Linked DNA regions of Homo sapiens: region 2 is linked to region 1. Evidence: read pairs that join two places in POLR2A ChIA-PET (ENCODE). Cell type or tissue: Caco-2. All regions are shown on one strand. Region 1 overlaps CERS6 (ceramide synthase 6). Region 2 overlaps CERS6 (ceramide synthase 6).

Region 1 (5,000 bases):
GGGTTGTGTCTTAGGGTTCTCCAGAGAAAACCAATAGGATGGATGGATAGATAGATGATAGATAGATAAATATGTTAGATAGATTAGATAGGAGATTTATTAGAGGAATTGGCTCACATGATCTTGGTGGCTGAGACGTCCTGCAATAGGCTGTCTGTAAGCTGGAGTCCCTGCAGCATCAGTACCTTGGCTCAGTCTAAGTGAAAAGGCCTGAGAACGTAGTAGGGACTGCTTTTGTAAGTCCTGGAGTCCCAAGGCTGGAGAGCCTGGGGTCCTGATGTCCAGAGGCGGGAGGAGAAGAGTGTGTGCTAGCTCCAGGAGAGACAGGAAATCCTTTTCCTCTGTTTTTTTTCTATCCAAGACCCCAGGCAATTGGATAGTGTCTGCCCATATTGAGGGCAGATCTTCCCCATTTAATTTGCTCAGAGTCACATACTAATCTCCTCTGGAAACACAGTCATATACATACCCCAAAATAATGCTTTACCAGTTCTCTAGGTATGCCTTAATCCAGTGAAGTTGACACCCAAAATTAACCATCACAGGTTGCTATGACAAAATACCATAGACTGGTGGCGTAAACAACAGAAATTTATTTTTCATGGTTCTGGAGACAAGCCTAAGATCAAGGCACCAGCAGATGCAGTGTCTGGTGAGGCACCTCTTCCTGGTTTGCAGAGGCTCTTTGTCTTTTTTTTTGTATACTCACATGGTAGAGTGAGGGAGGAAAGGAATGAGGGAGAGACAGAGAGAGAGAGAGAGAGAGAGAGAGAGAGAGAGAGAGAGAGAGAGTCTCATAGGGCACTAATTCCATTCATGGTTGGTTCCACCCTTGTAATTGCTTCTCAAGGCCCTACACCCTAGTTCCATCACACTGGGGTTGTAGGCCTCAACATGCAAGTTTGGGGGGACATAAACATTCAGTCCATAGCCATGTGTCTCTACATTTTATTTAACACAACTATATAAGCTCATTTGCACTTTGTTTTTCACTTACTATATCTTGAACATCTTTTTATGGAAATATTGAAAAGTCAACTTTTTTCTAGTAAATGGTTGTGCAGAATTTTTAACATTTTATATAGCATATAAAATGCATATATTTATCATAATTTAACCACTCCCCTATCAGTGCTTCTTGAGATCATTTCCAATCATATGCTATTAAAAGCAATGTCACAGTGGCAACTTTTGTACGTCTTTCTTTCTTTCCATGTGAATTACCTTAAATTTCTATTAGTGTGAAGTGGCTGGGTCTGTTTGAATTTTGATAGATATTGGAGAATTGTCCCCTTAGGGGATTGTACGTGTTTATATATTTCTGCTCACTGAAGGAAAGTTTCTAACAGTATGATTGAACTTGCAAACGCTTGCCAATTGACTGTGTGAAAAATGGTATTATTTTAACTTGCGCTTTTTAAAAGTGAAGTTAAGCACATTTTTATATGTTTTAAAGCCACTTGTATTTAGTTTTCCACGAATTAATGTTTTTGTCTTTTTTGGGAGTGTTTATTGTTTTATAAAGGCTTCCTATGCAAAAAGAAAGAAATATGCTCTTTTTCATGTATACTGAGAATATTTGCTTATGTGCTTTGTCTTTTGACTTCATGATATTTTTCCCTGGCTGAAGGTTTCAAGTTTTATGTAGTCTGATCATTCAGGGTTTTTTTTTTTGTTTGTTTGCTTTGTTTTGTTTTTTCCTTAGAGTACTTTCTCTTGAACTAGTCAGTTTCCCCAGAGAACAGCTTTTCTCTAGCCTGCTTGATGGTTATAAGCCTGCTGCCACTGTTCTGAGAGCTGAGCAGTGAGATGAAGATTTATCTTAATCCTGTTTTGGTCACTGTACTCAGTGTCCCAAAAGCCAGGTCCTCTGTGATTCAACCTTCCCAGGAGTAAACCACCCCTCTCTGCTGGGGCTGGGGAGAGCAGTCACCTGGTTTCGGGGACCCAATCTGGAGGTGTTCATGTTCCTTGTACAGACTTTGGACCAGTATCCTGTTCCAGCTGAACTTTACACCCTGACCTCCAGAGGTATCTGGTGCCTACAGTTGTCAAACATTTCTGGCATTCTCTAGTCTAAAGCCTCTCTACTCAAAGTGTGAACCATAGACCATCAGCCTCTGCCCCATCACCAGGGAGCTTGTTAGAAATGCAGCACTTCAGGCTCCACCCCAGATCTGTTGACTTGGAATCTGGGCATCACCAGGTGATTCTCGTGCATGTGAAAGTGTAAGACATCTTTCTTTGATTTCCATCCCTGGAGACTTTTATCACTGGAGCTGGTTAGGCTTCAGCTATCTCCACTTGGCTTAATCAGTTACCCTGGCCCTTCTGTCTTGGGTGACATCTCTTATTTGTTATCATCATCATTAGTCCTTTTAGAATTTTACCCTGTTTAATTTAATCTTTAGTGACTTAGGTCTCAAGAGGTCTTGGAGATAAAAACATTTACTTTATTTATTATGTTTAACAAAAATTCTCTCTGAATATTTCATTATGTTTTTTGTTAAATTTTTGAGCCATCTTGAATTAATTTTGGTGTGAGAGATGAGAACTTCGTTAATTTTGGTGTCAGAAATGGGAACTCCAGATTTTGTTTTCTTCCCCCAGTTGGCTGGCAAATAGTCCTAACATCATTTACTAAATAATCCATATTTTTTTCTCTGATTTGAAGTGCTACCTCGATCATATTCTAAATTTCTACCATATGATGACAATTTTAATTATTGTAACTTTATAATTTATCTTACTAGTTAGTACTAATTTCTATTCATTTTTAGAGACAGAGTTTAAAACTCTGAGTTAAAATAAATGACTTCTGTATTTCCCATTTATTTTCATCTGTATTTTTATTTATTCCATTTTATGTTTACTTGTTCAAAATGATAGGGTCATTGACATATTTTCATTTCTAACTAGATTTTTAAATATAGCAAGTAGATATGCATGTGTGTGTGTATATATAATGTTTAAATTACAGACTTTATTTTCTTTTTTCACATATGACAAATTTGAAGCCATTCCTAGGAGAATCCATTTCTTTCTATCTTTTGGGAAGGGCACAATGTAAGTACTGTTAAATGCAATAGAAAGTTTAATGCATGCTTATGGTATGGCAGGCAGGTTGAGTGTTGCGATCACTTGTGCCCAAGCCTGAGATGTTAAATACCCTTTCTTTTTTATTTTGTTTTGTTTTTTGAGACAGAGTTTTGCTCTTGTTGCCCAGGCTGGAGTGCAATGGCGCGATCTCGGCTCACTGCAACCTCCTCCTCCTGTGTTTAAGTGATTCTCCTGCCTCAGCCTCCTGAGTAGCTGGGATTACAGGCATGTGCCACCACACCCAGCTAATTTTGTATTTTCAGTAGAGACGGGGTTTCTCCATGTTGGTCAGGCTGGTCTCGAACTTCCGACCTAAGGTGATCTGCCCGCCTCGGTCTCCCAAAGTTCTGAGATTACAGGCATGAGCCACGAATCCCGGCCTTAATACCTTTTCTGGTCTTTACTAGCGTGCCTGTCCTAAGCAAAGGTCTTACATTTGAATTCTTCCACCACCATTTGTTAGAGCTGTGATGCTGGGTAAGCTAAAGAACCACTCTGATCCTGTGAAATGGTGATCATTTTTTCCTTTCAAATAGTGAGGATTGGAATTAAGGCAGTAAAGTGCTTAACTGGATCCCTGGCCCATAGTAGGTAGCAGCGACTGGGTTTTGCTTCTTTAAACTTGTGAGAGAAATGGATATGGATGAGTCTTTGAGTCCTTTAATCAGCAGGGCACTAAGTTGTTCATCTAGATATGCCAGTGGAGTAAAAGTATAGGGAGTCTTCCCCAATGTCTTTGCCTTAGCATACGTAATTGACTTTCAGTTGTCCACACAAATGGAGAGGAGAAATGGCAGAGTAAATAACAATAGATAATGTGTTAAACCTTTATATGTCTTTATATGTCTAGGAATTAATCTGACAAATACTTTTGCAGAATATAATAATAAAATTTCATAGCTGGAAGAGAACTTTGAAATTATAAAACCTCTTAATGTTAGAGATGAAAAAAACAGACCTAGAGAGTTAATGACTCATCCAAGATCATACAGTGGTGTGATCTTAGTGGCAGAGCTAGCATCAGAAACGCATATGTTAATTCCAAGTTCCGGGTTCTTTATTTACCGTTTAAGGTTATGTTTGCTTTAAGTGCATATCTAGAGCCACTAATGTGTCTGAGAACTGGCATCTGGGACCTCAGCCTAGTGTAGGAAAAAGAACATATGAGCTTGGAGGAATAGAAATGCTTTTGAACTTCTGCTGAGTTTTTTTGAAGCCAGATATTAGGGTTTGAGCCACTAAATTTAGGGTGAAAACCTAGAACTGGGGAAAGTTATGTGAAATAGAGTAGACATATATCTAAGTCAGAATAAGAGGGAAATGTTGGAACCCTCAGACAAGCCAGAGTCTGTTGAGGACATAAATTGTGGATAGAAGTCTTGAGTAGCATGGGGAGTCCATGTTAGAAAGATAGCCGGGAATTAGGGGCACGCTTCTATCATGGGCTAGAAGTCCAGGCTTACTGGTGCTATGTAGAGAAAGCATGCAGGAAATGAAACATCACTCTGAAAGTTGCTGGGCACCAACCTGGGCTTGACTCGCAGAGAGGCATCTGCAGAGGATCCTTGAGGAGCTTGTGGTTTGAAAGAGGGACAGTTGGCCAGGCTGGCCGGGCGCAGTGGCTCACGCCTGTAATCCCAACACTTTGGGAGGCTGAGGTGGGCGGATCATGAAGTCAGGAGATCGAGACCATCCTGGCTAACATGGTGTAACCCCGTCTCAACTAAAAATACAAAAAATTTGTCAGGCGTGGTGGCTGGCACCTGTAGTCCCACCTACTCTGGAGGCTGAGGCAGGAGAATGATGTGAACCTGGAGGCGGAGCTTGCAGTGAGCTGAGACTGTGCCACTGCACTCCAGCCTGGGCAACAGAGGGAGACTCCGTCTCAAAAAAAAACGGAC
Region 2 (5,000 bases), 56 kb after region 1:
CTCCCCTATCTCTGTCCCATTCCAGTTGCTCCCAAGGTGCCAGTGATTTAGAAAATCCCAACATGAAACAGAGTGTAATTATGATTTTCGTTATGTAGATGAGAAAATAGAGAAGTTCTGTGGTGTCTCCAGGCCCAGGAAGAAGCAATTTCTTTTCTGGTGGCATCAGAGATTCTCTTAACTATATTTATTTAGTGTTGATAACACTTTTTTTGGAGTAATTTCATCTAGTTGCATAGTTTCATGTCTTTTGGTGTTCTCATTGCCTTGAATGCCATCCTTTTTTTTCTATCTGTACAGGTACTAAAAATGGCCTTTTATTTTTATTCCATTTGTTTTCTCCTTTGTCTCAGTCACAGTGTAGCCCTTTGCTAGAAGAGCCCCGTGGAGTTAGCTAAATTGTAGCTGTCTCAGGGCTTTCCATGTTAGATTTTTGTATCATTGAGGTTTTGAGTCTTACCTGGGATAGAGACCATCTTGTTCATCTCTATTTTTAACAATACTTACTTTTAATTTTTGGCATTAAAAATTTGAACTCTCATTTTAAGATGTTGAAAAATACAGAAAAACATTTTTTAAAGAATATAAAGTAAGCCATAATCCCATTGTTTGGCAACAAATACCGGTAACCTTTTAATATATTTTCAGTTTCTTTTATATGGCAGAAATTTATATGTAAATAAACAGTGACCAGATAGACATTGTTTTCTCTCATTTCTGAGCATTTTTTTATGTTACTAAATATTCATTGAAAGCATTTAAGTTATTTACCTTTAAAATAAATATAAAGTGTATATAAGCACAAATTTAAAGTAGTACAGAAAAGTATGAAATACACATTGTCTTAACCCTAAAAGGTTATTGCCTTTAACAGTTTCTCACTACTCTTCCTGATAACAAATTTTAAAAGTACCTACACAAGTGGAATATTATACTTGTTGTGTATCTTGCATTTTATACTTGTTGTATATCTTGCATTGATTTTCGCATGAATGTTCATCAGGGATATTGGCCTGAAATTTTCTTTTTTTGTTGTGTCTCTGCCAGGTTTTGGTATCAGGATGATGCTGGCCTCATAAAATGAGTTAGGGAGGAGTCCCTCTTTTTCTATTGTTTGGAACAGATTGGAATAGTTTGGAATAGATTGGAATAGTTTGGAATAGTTTGGAATAGACTGGAATAGTTTGGAATAGATTGGAATTGTTTGACGACTTCTTTTCCTATTTGAATACCTTTTATTTCTTTCTCTTGCCTAATTGCCATGGCCAGAACTTCTCATATTATGTTGAATAGGAGTGGTGAGAGAGGGCATCCTTGTCTTGTGCCCAAAGGGAATGCTTCCAGCTTTTGCCCATTCGGTATGATGAGTTTCTGCTGAAAGATCTGCTGTTAGTGTGGTGAGCTTCCCTTTATATGTGACCTGGCCTTTCTCCCTGGCTGCCCTTAACATTTTTTCCTTCATTTTGACCTTGGAGAATCTGACAATTATGTGTCTCAGGGTTGATCTTCTCGTGGAGTATCTTAGTGGTGTTCTCTGTATTTCCTGAATTTGCATGTTGGTCTGTCTTGCTAGGTTGGGGAAGTTATCCTGGGTAATATCCAGAAGTGTGTTTTCCAGCTTGTTTCCATTCTCCCCATGTCCTTCAGGTAGGTACTCCAGTCAATCATTGGTTCGGTCTTTTTACGAGATCCCATATTTCTTGGAGGCTTTGTTATTCCTTTTCATTCTTTATTCTCTAGTCTTGTCTGCATGCCTTATTTCAGTAGGGCGGTCTTCAAACTCTGATATGCTTTCTTCCGCTTGGTTGATTTGGCTATTGATAGTTGTGTATGCTTCACGAAGTTCTCGTGCTGTGTTTTTCAGCTCCATCAGGTCATTTATGTTCCTCTCTAAACTGGTTATTCTAGTTAGCAGCTCCTGTCACCTTTTATCAAGGTTCTTAGTTTCTTTGCATTGGGTTAGAACATGCTCCTTCAGCTCAGTGTAGTTTTTTATTACCCGTCTTCTGAAGCCTACTTCTGTCAGTTTGTCCATCTCATCCTCCGTCTAGTTCTGCACCCTTGCTGGGGCGACGTTGCGATCATTTGGAGAAGAGTCATTCAGGCTTTTTGGGTTTTCAGTGTTTTTTCCTTGATTCTTTTTCATCTTCGTGAGTTTGTCTAGTTTCGATCTTTGAACCTGCTAACCCTTGGATGCGGTTTTTGTGGGGCTTTTTTTTTTTTTTAATTGTTGATGCTGTTGTCGTTGCTTTCTGTTTGTTTTTCTTTCAATGGTCAGGTCCATTTTCTGCAGGGCTGCTGCAGTTCCCTGGGGGTTCATTTCAGGCCCTATTCATCTGGCTCGCTCCCGCGTCGGGAGATGTCACTCAAGGAGGCTGGAGAACAGCAAGGATGGGTGCCTGCTCCTTCTTCTGGTATCTCTGACTTCGAGGGGCACCAACCTCAAGCCAGTAGGATCACTCCTGTATAGGGTTCCTGACAACCCCTGTTGGACGGTCTCACCCTGTTGGGTGGCATGGGGAACAACAGGACCCGTTTAACAAAGCACTTTGTCCCTTGGTGGAAGGGGTGTGCCTCACTGTGGGGAAACACAGTCATCTGGGCTGCCCAGATTCCTCAGAACTACCAGGAGGAAAGGCTAAGTCTGCTGGTCCGCAGAGACTGCGGCCACCCCTCCCACTAGGAGATTAGGTCCAAGGAGATCCGTATTCTGTCCCTGAGCCTCTGGCTGGAGTTATTGGAGTTCCTGCAGGGAAGCCCCACCCAGTGAGGATCAGGCCTGAGGAGGCACTCTGGCTGCAGTCTGCCACAGCCGGTGTGTTGGGCTGTCGGGGACACGTCTTGGGACCAAGCCGTCCAGCCTCCCTGGCTCCAGCAGGGGAAAAGCATGGCCTGGAGCTATAGTGATAGATGCTGCCTTTCTCCTGCCCAGGGAGCTTAGCATGTTAAGCAGTGTGAGTCCCAGTGCTGGCTGCTGCCCCTCCCTTAAGGAGCTCATATGGCTTAGACAGCAGGCAGCCGCAGCTGTGGTGCTGGTCACCCTTCCCCCTGGGAGCTCAGTAGTCTTAAGCAGATTCCAGCTGAAGGGCTATTGAGAATCCGTGTGGCTCTGGAGTTGGGACGCTAGGCCCCGGTGGAATGCGTTCACGAGTGGGATCTTCTGATCCATGGGTTGCACCATTCCGTGGAAAAGGCACGGATTCCCTGGCTGGGTAGCATGTTCACTTACTGCTTCCCTTGGTTGGGGGGAGAGGGTTCTCCTGGCTCTCAGGTGGGCCGCCATACCACACTGCGCTTCCTTCCTCTCCGTGGATCATGCCAGCCTCCTAGTGAGTTCTGATGAGAGAACGTGGATACCTTGGTTGCCAGTGAAGGATTCACACGCTTACTATGGTTCTTTTTGATTGGAGCCTCAGATCGCCACTGTTTATAGTCGGCCATCTTGGCCCTGCCCAACAATGTTTTGATACCAGTTTTTTTTTTTTTTTTTTTGAATGAGGATGACCATCTTTTCATATGTCTATTGGTCATTTGTTACTTATTTCTGTATACTACCTTTTTATATCTCGTGTGCATTTTTAATTAAACTTCGACATGAGAAATTTATTGGTATTCTTATTTTTCCAAATCATTGGCTATATTTCACATTATAAAACTCAGCCTGATGGGCATGAAATGGTCTTGGTACATTTTCCTGATGTGGCTGAATATCTTGTTGTATGTTTATTGATGTTTCCATTTGTTCTTTTGAAAATTGCCTACTTAACGTCTTTTGCCCATTTTTCTGTTGATCATCAAAAATCTTTAAAAATGTGAAAATCTAGGATGTAGAAGAGTCTGGAAATTTTCATCTTCAAAACTTTATGGTTAATTTCTTGAAGCTTTAGCTAGCAAAAGTGATCCTAAATTCAAGTGGCAGAGATAATGCAGATGCAAGAATGGATAGTTATCCTATGATGACAGAGTATTTTAGTGGTCAACCTAAATAATTCAATTCTTCAGATTCACTTTTGCTTATATCGTTGATATCATAACAACATGGTGGGACTTTGATCAGAGTTCTGTACTGTCAGAAAGGGCCCAGTGGCTATTTTCTTAGAGAATAGTCCCAGTAGCAAGAAATAAGAACAACAATATAATATGAACACACGTAGAGATCTAATGTACATGAGGCCTGAGTTAACAACATTGTATTGTTTTGGAGATTTTTTAATAAAATAAATAAACCTATTTATTTTAAATAAGTAGATTCTAGCTGCTTTTGTCACACACACAGTGAGATGATAGATATATTAATCTGCTTCACTATAGTAGCCATTTTACTATATATGTATCCTATAACATGTTGCACACCTCAAATATACACAACAAAATTTATAAAACAAAAAAAGAACAACAGTGTAAGTCTTTGTAACCATTAAATACCATGCCCTACCAGGATATGTAATTTTCTGTGGGAAATATTCACAGTAGGAAAGTAAAGCAAATTATAAATATATGTAGTATGATGTAATTTTGTTTAATAAAAACATGGTAAGCAAAGTATAAAGAAAGATCTGGTAGCATGTGGGGGAGGGATAGCAGAAAAATGTTCAAATGTTAATAATGGTTATCTTTGATAGCATTCCTTGCGATTTTTAATATTATTACAAGTGCTTTTTGTTACTTTCTACACTTGATGTAATATACACTGCTTTTAAAATTCACAAAAATTACAAAAATGAAGATAGTAGAATTTTGATGGGCAATAAACATTTCTTGAGTTCTTGGAGAACATGGACTATTGTGTTATTTGTAAATGCCTTTGCTTTGTCCATAGTTCTCTTTCACCACAAGATTAATTATACCTTTATAAGCTGTGCCACCTTTTTTCCACATGGGCTTTGTTATTACTCAACAACAAAGGAAACACAAAATAAATATAAATACATGTAGTATGATGCAATTTTGTTTAATAAAAACATGGTAAGCAAAGTATAAAGAAAGAGCAAAGTGTAAAG

Evidence for each region. ChIA-PET counts read pairs that join two places held together with the same protein. Peaks named below come from ENCODE experiments on the same cell type or tissue, not always from the same donor. Only the 100,000 strongest peaks of a DNase experiment are listed, where the experiment ranks them.
Region 2: POLR2A ChIA-PET joins it to region 1 with 5 read pairs; 4 of 35 experiments call an interaction of 5 or more read pairs at or near these places.

What each region holds. Positions count from the first base shown.
Region 1 is chr2:168,476,428-168,481,427 of GRCh38, forward strand. All of the region lies in intron 1 of CERS6 (ceramide synthase 6), which reads left to right. LOC102724081 (a long non-coding RNA gene) reads right to left here. Exons shown (of 4, transcript XR_002959433.2): 1 at 1-5,000. Among named protein-coding and RNA genes, the nearest start is that of CERS6, 23 kb to the left of the region's middle. In Caco-2, no CTCF peak of the experiment used is centred here; a DNase peak (open chromatin) is centred at 2,064.
Region 2 is chr2:168,532,197-168,537,196 of GRCh38, forward strand. All of the region lies in intron 1 of CERS6 (ceramide synthase 6), which reads left to right. Among named protein-coding and RNA genes, the nearest start is that of MIR4774, 48 kb to the right of the region's middle. In Caco-2, no CTCF peak of the experiment used is centred here; no DNase peak of the experiment used is centred here.